2 separate regions of the Homo sapiens genome follow, and region 2 is linked to region 1. A link is an interaction called in ENCODE POLR2A ChIA-PET data of the cell type or tissue named here. Cell type or tissue: OCI-LY7. All regions are shown on one strand. Links, peaks and the distances in the headings refer to the core of each region. The heading gives the core; the rest is flanking DNA.

Evidence for each region. ChIA-PET counts read pairs that join two places held together with the same protein. Peaks named below come from ENCODE experiments on the same cell type or tissue, not always from the same donor. Only the 100,000 strongest peaks of a DNase experiment are listed, where the experiment ranks them.
Region 2: POLR2A ChIA-PET joins it to region 1 with 10 read pairs; 2 of 35 experiments call an interaction of 5 or more read pairs at or near these places.

The regions. Positions count from the first base shown.
Region 1 is chr1:19,674,810-19,687,641 of GRCh38, reverse strand. HTR6 (5-hydroxytryptamine receptor 6) reads right to left here. Exons shown (of 3, transcript NM_000871.3): 2 at 8,917-9,075; 3 at 6,676-8,723. The coding sequence ends at 8,274. It overlaps TMCO4 (transmembrane and coiled-coil domains 4), which reads left to right. Exons shown (of 16, transcript NM_181719.7): 16 at 4,198-5,402. The coding sequence ends at 4,602. Among named protein-coding and RNA genes, the nearest start is that of HTR6, 16 kb to the right of the region's middle. In OCI-LY7, for the core only: no CTCF peak of the experiment used is centred there; no DNase peak of the experiment used is centred there.
Region 2 is chr1:19,474,490-19,482,489 of GRCh38, reverse strand. All of the region lies in intron 1 of CAPZB (capping actin protein of muscle Z-line subunit beta), which reads left to right. Among named protein-coding and RNA genes, the nearest start is that of CAPZB, 7.0 kb to the left of the region's middle. RefSeq lists enhancers at 240-925, 4,705-4,804. In OCI-LY7, for the core only: no CTCF peak of the experiment used is centred there; DNase peaks (open chromatin) are centred at 4,969 and 5,439; H3K4me3 peaks cover 718 bases; H3K27ac peaks cover 1,608 bases.

The sequences.
Region 1 (12,832 bases), core at 304-8,303:
TTCTGCTGGCTGGAATTCAGATGTGATGGCTGGAGCTTGAGCAGCCATCTTGGGCTCCCAAATGGATCAGCCCAGCTAACTCCCTACTCTCCATCCCCCACTCGTAGGAAACTAAGGTAAGGGAACTCATATTTACAGAGTACCTCCTGGGGTGCCAGGCACTGTGCTTCATGGTTTGTATTATTTCTTCCCAGCAACTCCTTTAGGTAGGTATCACTAACTCAAATTGCATGATGTCTCTTTAAAAGTGTTTGGGGCAGGGCATCGTGGCTCATGCCTATAGTCTCAGCAATTTAGGACGCTGAAGCAGGAGGATCTCTTGAGCCCAGGAGTTTGAGACCAGCCTGGAGAACATAAGAAGTCCCCATCTCTACATTTAAAATTTAAAAGGCCAGGTGCAGTGGCTCACGCCTGTAATCCCAAGCACTTTGGGAGGCCAAGGAAGGCGGATCACCTGAGGTTGGGAGTCCGAGACCAGCCCGGCCAACATGGTGAAATACTGTCTCTACTAAAAATACAAAAATTAGCCAGGTGTGGTGGTGCACATCTGTAATCCCAGCTACTTGGGAGGCTGAGGCACGAAAATAGCTTGCACCTGGAAGGCAGAGGTTGCAGTAATCCAAGATCATGCCATTGCACTCCAGCCTGGGCAACAGAGCAAGACTCCGTCTCAAAAAAAAAAAAAATTAAGAAAAACAAAAAGTGTTTTGGATCATATAGGAACATAATATCAAAAGCTAGCATTCTCTGAGTTCCTATGAAGTGCCAGGCCCTTGAACTCCTTATAGCAATCATTCAAGGTCATGACTCTCATTTTACAGATGGGGAAGCTGTGGTTCAGGAAATTGTGAGGACTGGCCCAGTTACTGGTAAGAGACAGAGCCAAGGCTGGTACCCCAGCTTTTCAGAGAGTCCAAACTTAGGTTCCTTCTCAGGCCCTGCAGCCACTAAATATGTGTCCTGCTGCAGAGGGGCACTGGCTGTGCCTTGACAACCACCCTGAGCCCAGGGCCCTGAAAACCACTTAGATGTGTGAATACACGTGTGTGTATTTTCCCTGGAATCTGTTTAAAAGCATTCGTGAGGAAAGGAACGAGAGGTGGGCAGATTCTAGTGGTGAGAAAATAACAAAACTGTACAGGGAATTGTCTTTTCGTGTTTTTGAAAAATCATTTGATTAATACAGTGTGATTTGCAATTCAAATGGAAATGCAGATGTTACCAGCAGTGTCTTTGTGCTGTTTTCTGAGATTCCCAACAACAGCCTCCCTGGTGTTTTTCCTGTCCTTTTTTTAAAAAGAAAGCCTTCCCCTTCAGCCTTAAAGGAAAGTCCGGTCTCATGCGCATCTTTGGCACTAAAGCAGGCCCCCTCGACTGGCTGGGTATAACGTGAGACTCCATCTCAGGGGCAGATCCAGGCTGAGCAGCTTCTGCAGGCAGCATCTCAGGCTCAGCACCAGACTGTGCTGTTCATGCGCTGTGTGTCATTAAGCAAACCGCCACCCCTCTCTGGGCTTTGCTGCCCTTCTCTGTAAAGTGAGGATGATTTTTAACCTTCCTTCCTTCCCCAGCTGATTTTCTCTGAAGAGAACAGGCTTTAGAAACAGGCCTGGATGGCCGGGCGCAGTGGCTCACGCCTGTAATCCCAGCACTTTGGGAGGCCGAGGTGGGTGGATCATGAGGTCAGGAGATCAAGACCATCCTGGCTAACACAGTGAAACCCTGTCTCTACTAAAAATACAAAAAAAATTAGCCGGGCATGGTAGCGGGCACCGTGGCAGATGCCTGTAGTCCCTGCTACTCGGGAGGCTGAGACAGGAGAATGGCATGAACCTAGGAGGCAGAGCTTAAAGTGAGCCAAGACTGCACCATTGCACTCCAGCCTGGGCAACAGAGCGAGACTCTGTCTCAAAAAAAAAAAAAAAAAAAAAGAAACAGGCCTGGATTCAAATCCCAGCCCTGCCAAGTTCTAGCTGTGTGACCTTGGGTAAGTCACTTTACCTCCGTGTGGCTCAATTTCATCTACAGTGAGCAGCCGACACCTAGCAAAGGAGTATATCCAAGAAGCTTATTTGCTGCAATGTATTAAGGACCTACTACGTGTCAGGCATTGTCCATTATTACATCTAGGCATCAGGCATTTCAATCACACCCCTACTTGTTGCTCACCAACATATCCCAACACAAAAATGGGATGAACGTATGACTCTGACGAAGGGGGTGGCCACTTCTGAGTTCTTGGCCTTTGTCTTAGTTAAGATGCAGACCCATATAACAGAGGCCCTGCTAATGTTTTTTGTCTGTTTGTTTTTTCTGGAGACAGGGTCTTGCTCTGTCGCCCAAACTGGAGTGCAGCGGCACAATCAGGGCTCACTGCAGCCTCAGCCTCCCAGGCTCAAGCCATCCTCCTACCCCAGCCTACATAGTCACTGGAATTACAGGCACACGCCACCATGCCCAGCTAATTTTTGTATTTTTTTGTAGAGACAGGGTTTCCCCATGTTGCCCAGGCTGGTCTCAAACTCCTGGGCTCAAGTGATTTTCCCACCTTGGCCTCCCAAAGTGCTGGGATTATAGAGGTGAGACACTGTGCCTGGCCTAATTGTCTTAAATACACTAGGGTTGATTCTGTCACATAAAAGAAATCAGAATAGGCCATTTAGGGCTGATGTGCCACTCCACAGTCTTCAAGGACCAAATTTCCCTCTTGCTGCTTGTTCTGCCTTCCTTAGTGGGCTGACTCATGGCCCAAGATGGCTGCTCAAGCTCTGGCCATCTCGTCTGAATTCCAGCCAGCAGGAAAGAGGACATGAGGGAAGAAGAGCACTCCTCCTCTTAAAGAGAATTCCAAGGAACACCACATCACACTACCGCTTCAACTCATGGGCCAAAACTAGTCACAGTGCTATTCCTAGCTGCAAGGAAGCCTGGGGAGTGTGCCCAGCTATAAATGTGAGTCCTTGTGACTAAAGAATAAACGGCAGAGTGAGTTGTAGCCAGCACCTTGCAGTCTATGCTGTAGCTTTCTTTCCAATTTGAGGACTTTTCCAGGGAAAATCCTCACAGCCAACCTCTGGTGAAACTACCCTTGTGTTCCCCTTTTTACAGCGGAGGAAGTTGAGAGCCAGAGGGGTAGAGGGGTAGAGGGGCTTGACCAAGGTGTCACAACTAGTGAACAGCAGAGCCCTTCTGGAGTAGCCTAGAGCTGCAGGCATCAGCTGGGCACAGTGCCTCAGGCCTGTAATCCCAGCACTTTGGGAGGCTGAGACAGCAGGATTTCTTGAGGCCAAGAGTTCAAGACCTGGGCAACATAGGAGACCCCATCTCTACAACATTTAAAAATTAGCCAGTCATGGTAGCATGCACGTGTAATCCCAGCTACTCAGGAGGCTGAGGTGGGAGAATCACTAGAGCCCAAGAGGTCAAGGCTGCAGTGAGCTATGGTTGTACCACTGCACTCCAGCCTGGACGAGAGAGAGAGAACCCATCTCTCTCTCTCTCTGTTTTCATTTTTCTTTTTTCTCATGCTATTTTAACAAAAAGCCCATCCCTTAAAAAAAAAAAAAAAAAAAAAAAAAGCTGCCGGGCACAGTGGCTCACGCCTGTAATCCCAACACTTTGGGAGGCTAAGGCCAGTGGATCACTTGAGGCCAGGAGTTCGAGACCAGCCTGGCCAATATGGTGAAACCCCTTCTCTACTAAAGATACAAAAAATTACTGGCATGGTGGCACACGCCTGTAATCCCAGCTACTCAGGAGGCTGAGGCAAGAAGATCACTTGAACCTGGGAGGTGGAGGTTGCAGTGAGCCAAGATTGCGCCACGGCACTCCAGCCTGGGCAAGAGCCTGTCTCAAAAAAAAAAAAAAAAAAAAAAAAAAAAAAGCTTCAGACAAAGAACGAGAGCTTCTACTCCACCTTTCTGTTTATCAGGAGATTCCTTCCTGCCCCAAAAGGATCCAGATTTTTTAGAGAAACATCCTTCATCTTTATTTAATAAATTCTAGAACAGCTTTGAACATAGAGCCTTCCCACCCACTCTGGATTTGAGAGCCACTGAGGGATGGAGTCATGGGTTTGGTGATTCGTTGGCTGTGGATGCTCAGGGCAAGGCTGAGGCCCAGAAGTTTGGCCGGAGGTCCCTGGGGAGGGCTGGGCTCTGCACACCCACGGTGGTGCTCACTCACTGTCTCCTGCAGGTCAGCGGCCACCTGGACTATGCCAAGCAGATGGATGCCATCCTGAAGGCCGTGGGCATCCGCACCAAGCCAGGCTGGGACGAGAAGGGGCTCTTGCTGGCCCCAGGCTGCCTGCCCTCCGAGGAGCCTCGCCAGGCAGCAGCTGCCGCCTCATCAGGCGAGACCCCCCACCAGGTTGGGCAAACCCAGGGTCCCATATCCGGAGACACCTCCAAATTGGCCATGTCCACAGACCCCAGCCAAGCCCAGGTGCCAGTAGGGCTGGACCAGTCTGAAGGGGCCTCCCTTCCTGCTGCTGCCAGCCCTGAAAGGCCCCCCATCTGCAGCCATGGCATGGACCCCAACCCACTGGGCTGCCCCGATTGTGCCTGCAAGACCCAGGGCCCCAGCACGGGGCTGGACTGACCACAGCAGGGGACCTGAGCCGTCTTCCCCAGTCTCCATATGCAGCTCTCTCTTATACCCTCGGGTTCCTCCCAGGAGCTCTGGAGGTACAGGATTTCCACAGGCCTCTTTCCTAAATGGAAGGAATTGGAACTGAAAGGGAAAGGAAATGGAAGGAAGGGGAATTTGGAGGAGAGAACACGCCCACCCTTGGGAAGCTGCCTGTCCCCAGAGGAGCCCCACCAGGGAGCAGCTGCCCCCTCATCAGAGACCTGCAGAGTCAACCAAGCACAGGTTAGAGTCCCAGGACCGGAAACCAACTGTGGGCTTTCTGTACTTCTCATAGCTTTGGAGTCTGGCTGTCCATCAGGAGGTCCCGAGGGCTCTCTGGGGCCTGAGGCTCCCACACCAGCTCTCCCCTGGCCTCAATAAAACCAGGTGCATGCCTGTTCTTCCATCCACACTCCAGGGCTGCCCACCAGCTGACAGGCACCATCAACTGGCAGCAACAGAGCAGGCGCAGGTACAAAGAAGGCAGCTCACTCCTGCTCTTAGGAGATCCAATCAGATCTGCCCTGTACAGCCATGTAGGCTGTGCGCTGCATAACTCCAGGGACATGAGTCACACAGACACAATGTGAGTGTGCTCCCCCGTCATGCAACATCTGGACACCACTAACAGAGCATGGTGAATACATGCTGAATTGCATTCAGTATGGCTGTGAACTAGGCCTGGGGACAAGAATGAATTTTACATGGAAAGAATTTCCTGTAGCAGGAACAGAGGGGATAACAACAGCAATAAATAATAATAAGAAGAAGCTACCACTTCTTGAGCATGTACCACATACCAAGTGGTTGCCTGGGTTGTGTCAGTTGGAATTCACAGCAATCCTATGAGGTAGGGACTATTATTATCTTCATTTTATATTTGGGGAAACTGAGGCTCAGAGGGATCAGGTAACCTGCTGAAGGCCAAACAGCTGGTTAACGATGGAGCCAAGTTCCAGGCCCCTGTATGTCAGACTCTAATGCCCAAGTCCCAAGCCACTGGGTCTGCATCCGTGAGAGCTTTCCTCTTTGTTCCTCCCACAGTCCCTGAATGGCAGGGCCAGAGATAATGCACCCTTGTTGTGCAGATGGAGAAATCAAGGCCCAGGCAGAGGAAGGATTGACAAGCTCTGGGGGAGGTGGGAGGAGGGCAGCAAAAATTAGAGTCGTAGAACATAGGAGCCAGATCCCTGCTCAGGTGCGTGTGTATTCATTTGTTCATTCGACACACATTTATGGCTCACGCCTGTAATCTCAGCACTTTGGGAGGCCAAAGTGGGAGGATTGCTTGAGGCCAGGAGTTGGAGATCAGCCTGGGCAACATAGCGAGACCCAGTCTTGACAAAAAATTAAAATAAAAAAATTAGCCACTGCCAACTACTCAGGAGACTGAGGCAGGAGGATTACCTGAGCCCAGGAGCTCGAGGCTGCAGTGAGCTATGATTGTGCTGCAGCACTCCAGCCTGGGTGACAGAGTGAGACTCTGACTCTTTTTTTTTTTTTTTTTTGAGACGGAGTCTTGTCTTGTCACCAGGCTAGAGTGCAATGGCATGATCTCAGCTCACTGCAACCTCCACCTGCCAGGTTCAAGGGATTCTCCTGCCTCAGCCTCCTGAGTAGCTGGGATTAAGGCACTTGCCACCACGCCTAGCTAATTTTTTGTATTTTTAGTAGAGATGGGGTTTCACCATATTGGCCATACTGGTCTCCAACTCCTGACCTCAGATGATCCACCCACCTCAGCCTTCCAAAGTGCTGGGATTACAGGCATGAGCCACCATGCCCAGCCAACTCCAACTCTTAAAACACAAAATTTAAAAACAAGTATTTATGCAACTCTTGTTGCTTTTAAACTAAGCTGCTCATGTCATACATGGGAAATGGAGGCTCTGAAAGGGGAAAGGATTTTTCTGGGGTCCCAGATTGAAGGGGCAGAATCTGGACCAGAACCCAGGACACCTACACCCAGGCCTCCCCACGACACCAGCTGCTTCTCAAGCCCCGAGTGGCCCCTCAGTTGAATCCAGTCCACACCACAGCCACTGCCTTCAGCTAGAGTTTATTGAGAGTCCCCTTGGGCAGACCTGGGGGATAGGGGAAGCCCCGCAAGCACCATGGCCCCTCAGAGGCCAGCCGCCGGGGCCAGAGTTGTGTCTCATCAGCACCAAGGAGAGGGCCAGGCCAGGCATGGAGGACCCCCTGGGAGTTTGTGTTGATGGAACTTGGGGGAGGCAGGGCTGAAAAGGGACCTATGGCAGGTAAACTGGCGACCAAGAGTTCCCCAACCCCCTGCCCCCAGAAACCAAGGCCCCTGTGCCAGAGTCCACCTGCCTGCCTCGTGGGCCCCACCTCACACCAGGAACAGCTCTTTGACTCTACTCTGCTGACCCAAGTAGCTACCATTCCCATTTCTCTCACTGACCCCAGGGAAGGCCAGAGGCAGGTGGGCAAGGGGCTGGGTTTATCCCCATCAGTTGTTCCCTTCTAGGTCCAAGGACCCCCCAGGATTGAGGAAAACCAGTTCTGAGGCTGAAAAAGAAACTGCCACCTGCCCCTTTTGCCCCCAGGAAAGGCAGGGCAGCAGCTTGGGAGCTGGGAGGGTCCCTGAGAGATGGGGTCCCCACCCAGGAGCCAGAACAGGGAGTTGGGGAACCAGAGTCAGGCTTTGGGAGGCTAGGCCAGGGCTGAAGAGGGGGAGGCAAATGGAAAGAGAACAACGGGAGCAAAGAGCCCTTCCTGACACACAGCCGGAGAGGCCAGGGGGCTGGATAGCCGGGGGTCGTAACAACAGAACGTACCAATTAACTGACCGTGTACTGGGTGCTGGGCACACATTGTCTTAATTCTCAAGACAACCTGCAAGATAGGCATCATTTCTCTACCTTACACATGGGATAACCGAGGCTCGGAGAGGTTAAATAACTCGTGTCAGGCCCCAGAGCTCATAGGTGGTAGAGCAGAGGCCCACATGCATGCCTGCCTGCCTCCCAGGTGCAGCTGCTGCCACATATATACCAGGGAGGGGAGACTGACAGGTCCAAAAACCATCCAGCAAATCATTCTGAGGGTTAAAGATGATCTAAGGCAGCACATCTCAAACTGTAATGGGCACATGATTCACCTGGGATCTTGGTAACATGCAGTTCTGACTCAGCAGGTCTGGGCAGGGGCAGAGATGTGCATTTTTCACAAACTCCCAAAGGTGACGGCAATGCCGATTGTCCATGGACTACACTGTGAGTAGCAAGGGGTTCAGCCCAGCATTAATCCATGCCTGCAGGTGGGGGCATTCCCTCCCGTCCAGCCTGACAGAATGGGCAAAGGTCATGATTGTTTTCATCCTAACCTGAACCAAGAGGTCCTTCTCCCCAACATCCAGAGTCCTCCAGCCCATCCTCTGCACACACAAGTTACACTCAACAGTGGAGCATCCTTCAGAACACGATATCTGAGTCAGCTATGATCCCTGCAGGTAAGGGGCCTGGAGATGGCAGCAGGGGGTCAGCTCTGCGCACCCCTCTGGAGCTCAGAGGGCTTCTAGGAGACTTGCAGCCTCCTGGTCTTAGCCAAGAGCTGGCCCAAGGACTCAGGGTCTGGGTTCTGCTCAATCCAGCTCCCCATTGGCCAGCCCCAAGCCCGGGTCAGTTCGTGGGGATGCCAAGTGGATGCGGCCGCAGCTCGGGCTCCGCGGGGTCGATGTTGAAGAAATTGACGGCGGCAGCGGCCCTGGTGGGCAGCGGGGGGTCCTGGGTGGCCTCGCCAGGAAGCAGCAGCTGGGCCGTGAGCCGCAGGCCCGAGGAGCCGCCTGAGCCTGCGTCTGAGTCCGAATCTGAGTCCGGCGGCAGGGGCAGCGGCAGCACCTGCTGTAGGCTAAGGCCGGGCCGGGGGCCGCTGTGAGAGGTGCGCAGTGATGGCGAGGCCAGGCTGGCCTGGCGCTCCCGGGGACAGCGTGGACATGGCAGGAACCTGCCCAGCGCCCGCTTGAAGTCCCGCATGAAGAGTGGGTAGATGATGGGGTTCATGGTGCTGTTACAGTAACCCAGCCATGTGAGGACATCGAAGAGGCCTGGGGAGATGCAGTCGCACACGGCCTGGGGGGAGGGGATGCATCATGCCTGGTCCCAGGGCAGGGACCCAGGCCACCCTTCCCAGCATGTATGGAGCAGACACACACACACACGCACCACGAGAGGCAGCCTACCCTCCCCTGTCCCCATGCCTGGGCTGGGATCCAGGGCCTCTCCTGCAAGGGCCGGACTCACCTGCCCCCTGCCGTGGCATTACCTGGACTATGTTGGCCACAAAGAAGGGCAACCAGGTCACAAAGAACATGCCCAGCAGGATGCCCAGCGTCAGGCTGGCCTTCAGGGCCTTCCTGCTGTGCTTCGTGGCTAGACGCCTGCTGTCAGCAGACTCCACCCCTGGGCGTGGGGTCCTGGGCACCTGCGGAAAGGAAGGCCACATGAGTCCGTTGAGAAAGGGCCCCCGTCTGACCCTGATCCTAGCCACAGACTGAGCTTCAATCCTAATTCTAGACTGAGCCCTAGTGCCAGGATTAAACTGGGCCCTGTTCCTTGACTGAGTCCCAACTAGAGTCCTAGACTGAGCCCTGACCCTGACTCCAGGCCAAGCCCTGACATCAGCAATAAACCAAGCCCTGACCTTGGCCCCCCACTGAACCCTGACACCTACCATAAAGCCCTACATAACCAAGTTCTCAAACCAAGCCTCAACTGTGGACCTAGACTGAGCTCTGATCCTGGTCCCACACTGAGCCCTGACCCTGACCCAGAATTTCATAAGGAGCTCTAGGAAGTGCAGTGAGACAGAGCAATACCTGAAACACAAATCAGATGGTTCAGAAGAACAACCATCCCTGCAAAGACAATACGTGACACAGGCCAACACACACATTACAATGAGCCCAGCACCTTCCAAAGCCTTTAGCGCTACAGAAATCAATTGCAATTGACTGGGCACAGTGGCTCACGCCTGTAATCCCAGCACTTTGGGAGGCCGAGGCAGGCAGATCACTTGAGGTCAGGAGTTTGAGACCAGCCTGGCCAACAGGGTGAAACCTTGCCTCTACTAAAAATACAAAAATTAGCCAGGCGTGGTGGCAGGCACCTGTAATCCCAGCTACTCAGGAGACTGAGGCAGGAGAATTGCTTGAACCCAGGAGGTGGAGGTTGCAGTGTGCCAAGCTCACATCACTGCACTCCAAGCCTGGGTGACAGAGCGAGACTCTGTCACACACACAGACACACACAAAATCAATTGCAATTGAACAGTACTTGAAAAAGAGGACCTGTTACTGTCCAGAGCTTGGCAATTGCTTTGTATGTGGATTGTCTTCACATTTGGGAGCAATAGTCTTGCCTGGGCAATTACTCTTGAGCCCCACAAAATAGAAAGGCTTTTTTGAGAATGTGTGCACAGAGCCAATGTTTGCAGCTAAATCTCTTAATAGGCTCCTAAGGATGCTGGTTACCTTGGCATTTTATAGCTCAATTATACTGCGAACTGGCAGGCATCTCCATTCTCAAAAGTGGACAGGAAGAGGAGGAAGGGGTAGGAGGGAGGAAGAGAAAGAAGCTACTTCCCAGCAGCCACTGAAAGGAAGGCATGGGCCCGGGGAGGTTAGAATTTGACTTTGCAAACTGGCCCCCACAGTCCCAAAGGGCTCTCTGAGCTGGATCATTCTTTAGCTCAGCAGTGCTCTTCACTTGTTAAACTTCATGAGCCTTTTGAAAATCTAATGAAATCTCACACACACACACACACACACACAAACCTCTCCCCAGAAAATAAAAGGCTTGTAAATTTTTACACACACACACACAGACAAGAAAACAACGTTTCACACTTCCAGAAGGTTCAGAGATGACCTTGAAGTCTCTAGGTTTCCACCAGAAACCCCTAGGAGTCCGTGAAAGCTGGGATGTGAAGCCCTCCTCTAAACCATGTGTTTCTGTAATCAACGTGGATTTTCATATATTAGATTTACACAAAATTAGGCCCACCTCTATTTACTATTTAATGCCCGTGGGCAGTGGTGTGCACAATTCATCATGAGCTACGCAAAGGGTGTGTTTGCGGTCTGTGAATACATCTGGGCTTTGACAGCCAGGGATTTTCCCGGCACTGGGATTTGTCCAGTTCCTAAATTGCGTGAGAGCCCTGCTTAGTTCTCGAGGCCAGAGGTGGGTTGGATATGGGGAGATGAGGTCAGAAGGAGGCAGGAGCAGAGCCAGATTCCCAGGCAACCTTCCGCAGATGGAAAGGCGGAGGAGGCAAAGCCAAGATGTGTCAACTCCAGGGAGCACCAAAGCCAACACCCCACCCCACTCTGCTGCGCATGCCCTCTCCTCCAGCCCCGGCTCTTTCTAGGCCTCCAGAGTTGGTGTCTTGTCCATGGTGCTGAAACCCCAACTACACGCGGTCTTTTCATAGAAGCTGGAATTCTAATTCTGAAATGGCAAGGAGGTTGCTGGGGCAGGGAGACGAAGCACATCGTAATCCCCACCCCTCAACGTGTTTCTTCACATGAAATCTGGTTGTACAAATATCAAGGTTATACAAATTCACAACAGAGGCCTTGGTTTCTCCCTTCTGTCTTGGTGAGACAGCATTGTACAGAGGCAAAACCTGGGCTTTTAAGACAGGTGATCTGGCTTCAAATCAAAGTGGCCTCTACCACTTACTCGCTCTGTGATCTTGAGAGAGCCTCTGTTTCCACATCTGCAAAATGGGAGAAATGATACTCAGCTTACGGCGTCGCTGTGAAGCTATGGATAATAAATGCATGCACAGAGTCTGACGTTGAGTAGGTGCTAAATACCTGGTAGCCATGTTGCTGTTTCAGTGATATGTGTTGTGAGGTTGGGGTGATTTTGAGCACTGTTGGGGAGCCTGTCCTTCTGCCAGCAGCTCTGGCCTCCCCAAAGCAGCACAGACACCAAGACAAATGCTCTGAGTCACCACGCTGCGGCTCAGATGCTATGACTAGAGGATGCTCTCCTCCGACTCCACCCCATCATACACGAGTCTGCTCCAAAGTCATTCCAAGTTAGCAAGGGAGTAAAAGAGGGTTTTACTCTCCTCTCTCCTCTTCTAGTTTTCTCTCCTCCAGAGTGGACTCTATATGGCTTTTGTGACCACACCATGGTCAGCCTGGAGGAAGAGGCTCCTGCTTCCCCAAAAGAATCTCCTAAGACCTGCCACACCTTCAAATTGCTGCCATCAATGGGAATAGACGGCATGGAGAGGGATGAGACACTGTCTCATCCAGGCATCGCTCTGACCCTTAGTGACCTGAGGAGGGCAGGGGAGAGGAGGTAGCCCTGATCTTATCACAGCTCTAGGGCATGGGGGAAACTGAGGCACTAGGGGGAATATCTCAGGTCAATCATTGGGGGAAGGAGCTCCAGAGAATGGGGTGAAGATGAACTGAGATTCCCTTTCTAGTCTCCCTGGGAACAACTCCAGGTTTTTCTTTCTCCTCTGCTTTCCAGAGAGTTGACTCAAGAACACAGGGAAGAGGAAAGAGAGAAGGAAACTGAGGCTCAGAAAGGGTAGAGGACACTCTACCCTTCCCAAGGTCACACTGTTCCAGTACAAGGCCTCCAACCAAAACCTGAGTGGCCCTGAACAAATCAGCATTATCATCCCCATTTCTCGAGCACTTACTACACATCAGCATTTGATAGTCATTAGGTCATTCAGTCTTTATGAGAGGTAGGCATTGTCATCCCCATTTTGCAGATGAGACAACTGAGGCTCGGAGAGGCAAAATGACTTGCCAGAAGTCACACAGCAGTTAAGAGTTGAGTTAGGGATTCCATCATTTCTGGCCTCAGGAACACCACTCTGCCCACTTCACCAAGCTGCTTCCACCTTTGGAGACGGCATCCATGGGCCCAGTCAGGTGGGGTTACAGAAACCCCACCACTGTCAGCAAGAGGCCCTCATGGAGCAGAAGCCAATGGCTGTCACTAGTCCACACCCCGGCATCTGGCTGATGCTGGCATCACCCTTCTGGATTCTCTCTCCCCCATAAGCACCTCGCAGCCCCTTGGGGCCATGTCCTGTCGTTTGCATCTCCCTTCTGTATCAGTGTCAGAGGGCAGCTTCCTGAAGGACAATCCAGGGCCCTTCCAGCCAACAATCACACATACAGCTTCCAGCCAACACCTACATT
Region 2 (8,000 bases), core at 1-8,000, 200 kb after region 1:
TGAGGCTTTAGCAGGAACGGGGACTAGGGAGGCCCCCTCAGGAATTGCTGCTCCAGCTCACAGATGGTTTTGCCTGGCAGGAGCTGATGGGAACTTGGTATTGTTACAAGGTGAAACAACATAGTTGACATTAATGTCTCTTGATGTGGATAAGACACATTGTTCAACTCACATCCCTCTTGTCTGTCTATACAGCCCTGTTCATTTAAGCCCACCTGGCCTCTTTTTGGTGGCATGCTTATAAAAAGTAGGCAGTGATCAGTGGCTTGAGATTAAGGAAATGATAAGCCGTGTCTTTGAAAGCAGATGCTCCTATTTATAACTCAGACATCCTATACTTTTACATTCCATGAGGTGGGGAACAGGACATGACTGACCACAGGGAAATGGTGGCAGGGCAGGTGCCTCGCCCGTTAGAAGCCTGCCCTCCCTCCAGGCTGGGAAATGCTTATTGTTAGGCAAATACTGAGGCATGTTGTGGGGTACCTGCAGCTACAGGATAATGTTAATTCAGCTTTTTGTGTATTAAGTGCCTACTCTGTGGTGCTTATGTGCTGAGGATGCAAGACAAGGATCTCTGCCCTCATGGCTCACATTGTTGAGGGGTGGGGATGTCATCGTTACCTAAAGCTTAAGGGGGAAAGAGCCTTGTTCAGTGTACCTGCAGGCACATCTGCATGAGCTATGGCAGGAAACTGAAGAGAAAGCTGGGGGCTTGTGCCAGGCTCCACTCCCAGGCCTTTTGGGGTGTGTCTTCTCTTGTGTCTGCCATTGGGTGGAATTGGATTGCACGTGCACGCAGTCCGCTCCTCTGCACAGCCAAGGCTTTCTGGGGCCCCGAAATGAAACCTTACAGTACCTTGGAAGTCCAGCCTGGGTAGCTTTGTCCAGCCTGTCCAACCCGGGTACCCGAGGATCTGCTGTGACCCAGAAACATGACTTAGGTTATAGCCCAGCCCCCATTTTACTCACAAGGAACCTGAAGCTTGAGAGCTTGAGTGACCGGTGTGAACAGCAGGCCTGGGATTCGGATCCCTGTCAGCCCAAGTCATGTGCTGGACCCCACTCACTGTGTTTTCCAGAACACAGTGAGCAGAGGGCCCCGTAAATACAGGATCTTGTCCCATTTCCCCTTGCAGCAGATCCACCAGTGAGGGTGCGGTGTGGAATTCCAGGGGATGCAACTGCAAGATCACCCATATTGGGACCAGCTAGAGCCATATGCTATTTCCAGACCTAGGCTTTCACAGATTCATGTTTCAGTGGAAGGAAAGGGAGGTTTAATGGTTATGGAGCACCAGCCACATGCTATGCACTCTGTTAGAACGGTCCTCACCACAGCCTGACAAGGTAGGTTCAACTTTAGGCTGGAGGCAGCATAGTACAAGAAAATAGAGTTAGGAGCCAGACTGCTTTAGGATAACAGTACCTCTGCATAAGGTCGTAATGAGGGTTAAGTAATATCTGTCAAGTGCATCCAGTAGCATCTGGCACATAGTGATGTAAACATTAACTATTGTTATTATCACCATTTTCCAAAAGTGTGCAAAGGGGTGTATGGTTAGTCCCTGTCTAGCTACTAAGTGGAGGAATTGGGTTTTCTGACTCCAGAGCAAACCGTTTTTCTCCACTCCGTACTGCCTGCCGATGGCTGCTTTGGAGTTTGTCTGGCTCTGGGTTGTGCCTTGAACGCACAACTTACCTAATAGAGCCTGGGGCTCTTTTCTCCATTAAAGACAAGCTCACTGTGAGCTGGGCACCATGTGTTGCCAGAGCCTCATGCTATATGTCAGGCCCGAATTCCTTGTTTGTGCCAGTGGAACCCCCTGTGACTGGAGGGTTCCTGCCCTCTTCCAGGCTTGGAAGAAGAGAGACAGGGCTGGGGACAGAGCATATGAGCTCTGTGAGAGCAGGGACCTTGTCTGTTTGGTTCCCTCTGAGTACCCCACACCTTGCACTGGCCGCCTGGCACTTAGCGCCAGCTACATAAACACTGAGTGAGAGCTGAGAGGCGGCTGCCTGCTCCACAGAACATGGTCTCTGCAGTTGGGCACATCTGGATTTGAGTCCTGTCTGCCACTCAGCATGTGACTGTCAGTGAGGCGGCTAATTCCCTTGGTCTCAGTTTTCCTGTTCCGTCGCATGAGGATAACATTTTATAGAGATGGGGAGTAGGGGTGAAATTTGTAATGTACTTACTCCAGTGCTTGGCACACAGTAGCTGTGGTTGTTGCATGTCTTATTCTGCATACCACAGAATAAGGGACACAAATAGAAGCCATCATCCCTGTCCTCTAATCTGGGAGGGGGAGGCAAGATGCGTCCAAAAAGCCAAGTGCAGCAGGAATGAAGTAGTACTAGAAAAGACTTAGCCAGGGACCCATGGGTGCTGTGGTCTGCCCATCCCTGCAGGCCTGGCTTGCATTTCCCCCTCCTCCACGCAGCCCTGCAGACCACTCCAGCCTGCAGTCGGCTTGGGGGCTGGGCATGAAGCCTGGGAAGAGTGTGCTCAGGCAGAGAGGACAGGGTGGGGTATGGTCAAGGGGACTGGCACAAAAGCAGAGGTCAGGGGGTGTGGTCACACAAGCAGTAGATGCGAGCCCATGGGGTGCCTCAGTCTCAGGAGTGAGTTGTGGAGTGCCTGAGTTGCTAAGCTAAGGAGTTTGCATTAGATCTGGGACAGTGTGGAGCCAGTGAAATTTTTGACAGGGCAGGTAGAAATTCGAGGAGGCTGGCAGAGCGGTGGTATTTTAGGAAGAGCCCTCTGGCTGTGCATGCAGGAGGCCTGGGAGGTGAAAGAGATGGGAGAGAGGCCTCCACAAGCATCAGCTTGTGAGCTTATGAGGGTCCTGGCCACTGTGCAGCTGTGGGTGTGGAAAGGAAGGGATGGTGGAAGGAGATAAAGGCAGAGTGACACGGAATGATTTACCACCTCTGGAGCTGAGGGGGTCTGCCCCAGAGCTGTCCCATGTAGGTGTTCTGATTGGACAGTTTATCATTGACACACAGCTATTTCAGGTCAGTCTAAATCCTAGATAGTGGTGTCTGCAAAGCCTTGAGAGCCTGTTAACAACTGAATGGGGATTTCAGTCTGGGTAGCCCAGTGATCCATCCAGCCAGTGACTCTGTGACTGCAGGTGGCACCAAGTTCAGCCTGATGCACACAGCATTAGGTTCTGGTGCCTAAGACACCAGTCTGCTGAGGGAGATGGTGGGGTGGCGGGCTCTGCATGGCAGCTGTAGGAATAACAGAAGCTAGTTTTTTTTTGTTTGTTTGTTTGAGACAGAGTCTCGCTCTGCCACCTAGGCTGGAGTACAGTGGCACGATCTCGACTCCCTGCAACCTCCGTCTCCTAGACTCAGGGAATTCTCTTGCCTCAGCCTCCCAAGTAGCTGGGACTACAGGTGCGTACCACCATGCCTAGCTAATTTTTTGTATTTTTAGTAGAGACAGGGTTTCACCATGTTGGCCAGGCTGGTCTTGAACGCCTGGCCTCATGATCTGCCTGCCTCAGCCTCCCAAAGTGCTGGGGATTACAGGCATGAGCCACTGTACTTGGCCAGGAGCTAGTTTTGACTGATGACTTTTTAATATTCCAGCCAGCCCTACGAGGCAGATTCTCATGTCACCCTCATTATGCAGGTGAGGAAACCGAGGCCCACCTGGCAGTCCTGGCACTGCGCTATGCTCCCTTTAGTGATTTTTTTCCATCGGGTCATTCATTCCGTGGATGTCTACTGAGCAGTCAGGTAGACCTAATAGAATATGCCATCTGAGTCTTAAGGTTAAATGGAGGAAGCGGGTGGAAGCAAGTATGTCCAAAGTTCTGAAAGACTCAGGAGTGAGTGCAGAACCAGCCTGGGGAAGTCCACAGCGTCAGACAGGCAGGGAGGCTGCTTGCCTGCGTTTTTCCGTGCTTCCTCCTATGGTCACCCCACATGTTTCTGACATCTCTGGATGCTTGTGAACAGGAGCCTTTGCCTACAACTTTCTAGTGTTAGGTTTTCAGTTGTGTCGTCACGTGTCTTGTAAGGCAACAACCCTGGTGGTTGCCATTCACCTGGCACGTAGTGATGATTGTGAGGACTGAGTTTATGTGTGGAAAGTGTAGACGATGCCTGGCACGTTGTAAGTGCAGTAGGAGTGTTATCTCTTATTATTGTGGTTATTCTGTTAACATGGATGGATGATAGGTGGTGTTTCATTTAACTTCCCAACCAGCCTGGAAGGCAGGTGCTAGTTCCTTCTTCTGAGACTCCAAGATGTAGAGTCCCTTGCCCAAGGAGAGTGGTCTTAAGGGGCTCATTCTGTTTAAACACCAGACTGCTGAAAACAGCAGCCCAGGGTTTCTGGTCTCAAGAGCTCTTACCACATTGCAGCTTGGAAGCAGTTGTTACCACTGGCTCAGACCCCGCACTTCTCCACCCTCTGCTTCAATTGCTCTGTGCAGCTTCCTCTTCTAGTGCTGAACTCAGCATGATGCTCCTGAGTTAGGCTCGGTATCTTATTTAACAGTGTTTGGGCTTGCTGTCTCAGAGCCCTAGTAAGTGGATTCAGGCATCGTATTTACCAAGTGAAGTACTTTAACTTAAAATAGAAAGTTAAACCAGGTGCTGTGGTGTGTGTCAGTGGTCCCAGCTACTCAGGAGGCTGAGGTGGGAGGATCGCTTGGGCCCAGGAGTTCAAGGCCAACCTGGGCAACATAGTAAGACCCCATCTTTCTTTCAAAAAAAGTTATGAAAAGATGCTTTTGCATTGCACCCTATCTGCTGGAGCTTCCAATTAGAATTGAGCCAGTGGCATTTTCCGGTGGTACCGGTGCCCTTTTCCCTTCTCAGTTGCAGCAGTGATTGGCAGGTAGAGTGTTGCTGCTGAAGGCTTCTCCGTCGTGAGGCTTTGACCCTGATGGGCTGTCGTTGGTTTCACATGAGTGGGCTCCCTGCGTTGCAGTTTTGTGCTCAGAAACTGGAAGGAGGAGCCTTAATCCACCACATCCTTCTGGTGTGAAAAGTCTTGAGACACTGAGGAACTCAGACTCCAAAAGAGCAGCGGCCAGGCTTGGCTGTTAGTTCCTCTGCTGAGAATTTCCAATGTGAGCTGTTGTCATGTCCTCAGTGTATACCCTCCAGACACCTTCTATCCTGAAATCTCTTTTGGGCACAGGGTGGTGTGGACCCCTGGTTGTCCTGAGATTTGAGACCTTGTTCAGGCAGAGAGGATGGGCTGGGGTGTGGTTAAGCAGAGTCCATTCTTGGTCTTGAGGAGTGCACTCATGGCACAGGCATCAGGGGATGCCATGAAATGAAGGATACCTTCAGTCTGTAGGCTGGTATTGAGTGTTCACTCACAGAGTGGCCCCTTCCTTCTGCCAGTATTTACCGGATGCCCACAGTCATTGTCTGTAATTCTCTCAACACCAACCCTGTGAGGTCTGTTTCCTCATTTTGCAGATAAGGAAACCGGAGCTCAGAGAGGTGTAGTAACTTGCTGAAGGGCCCCCAGCTAGTTAATGGCAGTTGCCATGGAGGTCCAGGTCCACCGCACTCAGCGCATGCTGATGGAATTCCCCTCTCCTGCCTCTCTGGCACCAGCCCATGGGGATGTTTATTTTATAGATGAGGAAACTGGGGCCGAGAGGTTCCCCTGTACGTCTAGCCACAGTGGCTGAAGAGGTCTGGGTTTTGTTTAGGAGGTTTTTTTGGTTCCACTTGTTGAAATGCAAGGAGATGGAACTTTGTGAACTGCAATCTGTTTTCCAAAAGATAGCCACTCAGCTGAAAGGGCGAGATAGTCTTAGCCTAGCGTCGGCCACTGTGTGGCTTGGCCTACTGGACAGGACGGTTCTTTGTGCAGTAGTGTCAGTGTCCCTGGCTCTTCCTGCCTGTGACGTGAGTGGCAGCAGCACATCTTAATCATTGCGACAGCCCTCCATGGGGACTATTGGGTGACAAAGCCTTGCAGGATCCTTTGGCTTTTTCCTATGAAGCCCCATCCCAGCCCTGGTCACCATATACAGTGTAAGATGCAGGGATTCTGAGAGGAAAGACAAAATTGGCCTGTTTGATTGATTGATTGAGACAGGGTCTCATTCTGTTGCCCAGGCTGGAGTGCATGGTTCCATCTTGGCTCACTGTAGCCTCAGCCTCCTCGGCTCAAGCAGTCCTCCCCCTTCAGCCTCTCATGCAGCTGGGATAACAGGCATGTGCCACAGTGCCTGCCAGCTGGGATAACAGGCATGTGCCACAGTGCCTGCCTGCCTGCCTATCTATCTATCTATCTATCTATCTATCTATCTATCTATCTATCTATCTATCTATCTACTTATTTTTTAGAGACAGAGTCTTACTTTGTTGCCCAGGCTGGTCTCGAACTTGTGGGCTCAAGGGATCCTCCCGCCTTGACCTTCTAAAATGCTGAGATTATGGGCGTGAAGCCACCATGCCTGGCCAAAATTGGCCTGTTTTAGTAGTTACCTGAGCTCAGGCAGATCGAGTTGGTTACCCTTGTTCTGCCTGGTAAGTTTGTTTCTTATCCTTAGGAGGGAAGATGAAAAATCCTGGCTCTCAGTCTTGGGGTGCTGAAGCAGTGTTACACACTGGCCCTGACACAGCCATTGCTCTACAGGTGTTAGATGAATGACTGAATGTCCAGTAGGTCCTTAATAAATGTAAGAATCCCTCCCTCCATTAGGTTGAACCATATGAAGTTGCCATTTTCCTAGGTAAAAAAGGGTTGAATTAACCAGCCTTTCATGTGGTTCAACCTAATACAGACTAAACACTGGGGCCAGGCAATTCCACTGTGAGACTAGCCATGTCCAGATCTCTGGGCCTGAGCTCTCGGCCAAGCCTGGCTTCTCCTAGGGCCTACCCAGTTGTCAGTGTCAGGCTCTCAGTCGAGAACAGAGGAGCCGAGCGGGGTCTGCCCCCGAGATGGGGCAGTGCTCTCTTGAGCGGTTCTGCTGCTCAGGACTGCCCCAGTGGTGCTGGCCTTGTCAGGGTTTGGCCGTGGTGGGAGCCGTGATCCTAACAGCAGCTGACATTTACTGAACGCTGTGCACATGGTGGGCGCTGAGCGCTTGGCCTGAAGTCACACTGGTGGCTTTCTTGGAGTTTCTATGTGATCCCAGGCAGTCATGATTCCTAGTCCAGGGGCAGTGAAGGGCAGACTCTGGAGCCAGAGAGCCTGGCTTCAGGTCCAAGATGTATAGACCAGGGCAGTTCCCTTCACTCTGTGCCTCCATCTCCTTGTCTAAGAAATGGTGAGCATAAAAGTAGATATTTCTGATGGATTTTATGAGGATTAAATGAGTTAATATGTGTAAAGCCAGGCAAGTGTTAACCATAATTATTAACATTAACCACAACACGATGTTATTATCAGTGACATGGACTCGTAGTGTGTTATTAGAGCCGGAAGGGTCTTCGCATGTGGACACTCCCTTTGCTTTGTGTTGGGAGCTTGGACTTAGTGTGGACACCTGATCTCCCGCCTCCTCCATAGCTCCCTGCAGGTCCTTGTCAGTTCTGGGCCTCGCAGACCATGCACCTGCCTCTCCATGAACAAGTTGTTTGAAATGGTGCTTTTGTTTCAGGTGATAATACAAGTCACTCTTCTGGAAGACTTAATTTTTTTGTTTCTCTGGGTGTAAGTGGCCCACCCAGGCATGCCAGTTACATTTGGTACCCAGAGCCTTTGAGGCAGCCAAAGTATGGTGCCTTTAGATGCTCCTCGTCACCCGCACGACCCCCTCAACAGGTACTGTGTTTATTTTCTGGTCCATTTTCTCCTCTTGTGAAGGTGGCAGGTCTTCCTAGGCACTCTCAGCTTCTACTAACCCGTTTGCATTGGTAAACTGCCCCGTACTTACAAGCTGCCCTGCTTCAGGGTTTGATATTTCATTTTAAGGGCAGGTGTTTGATTCTAAGGCATGTGAAGTGTCAGGGTTTAGGTTTAAGAAGGGGGCAAGATAAAGGAATGCAGGAAGAAAAATAGGGCT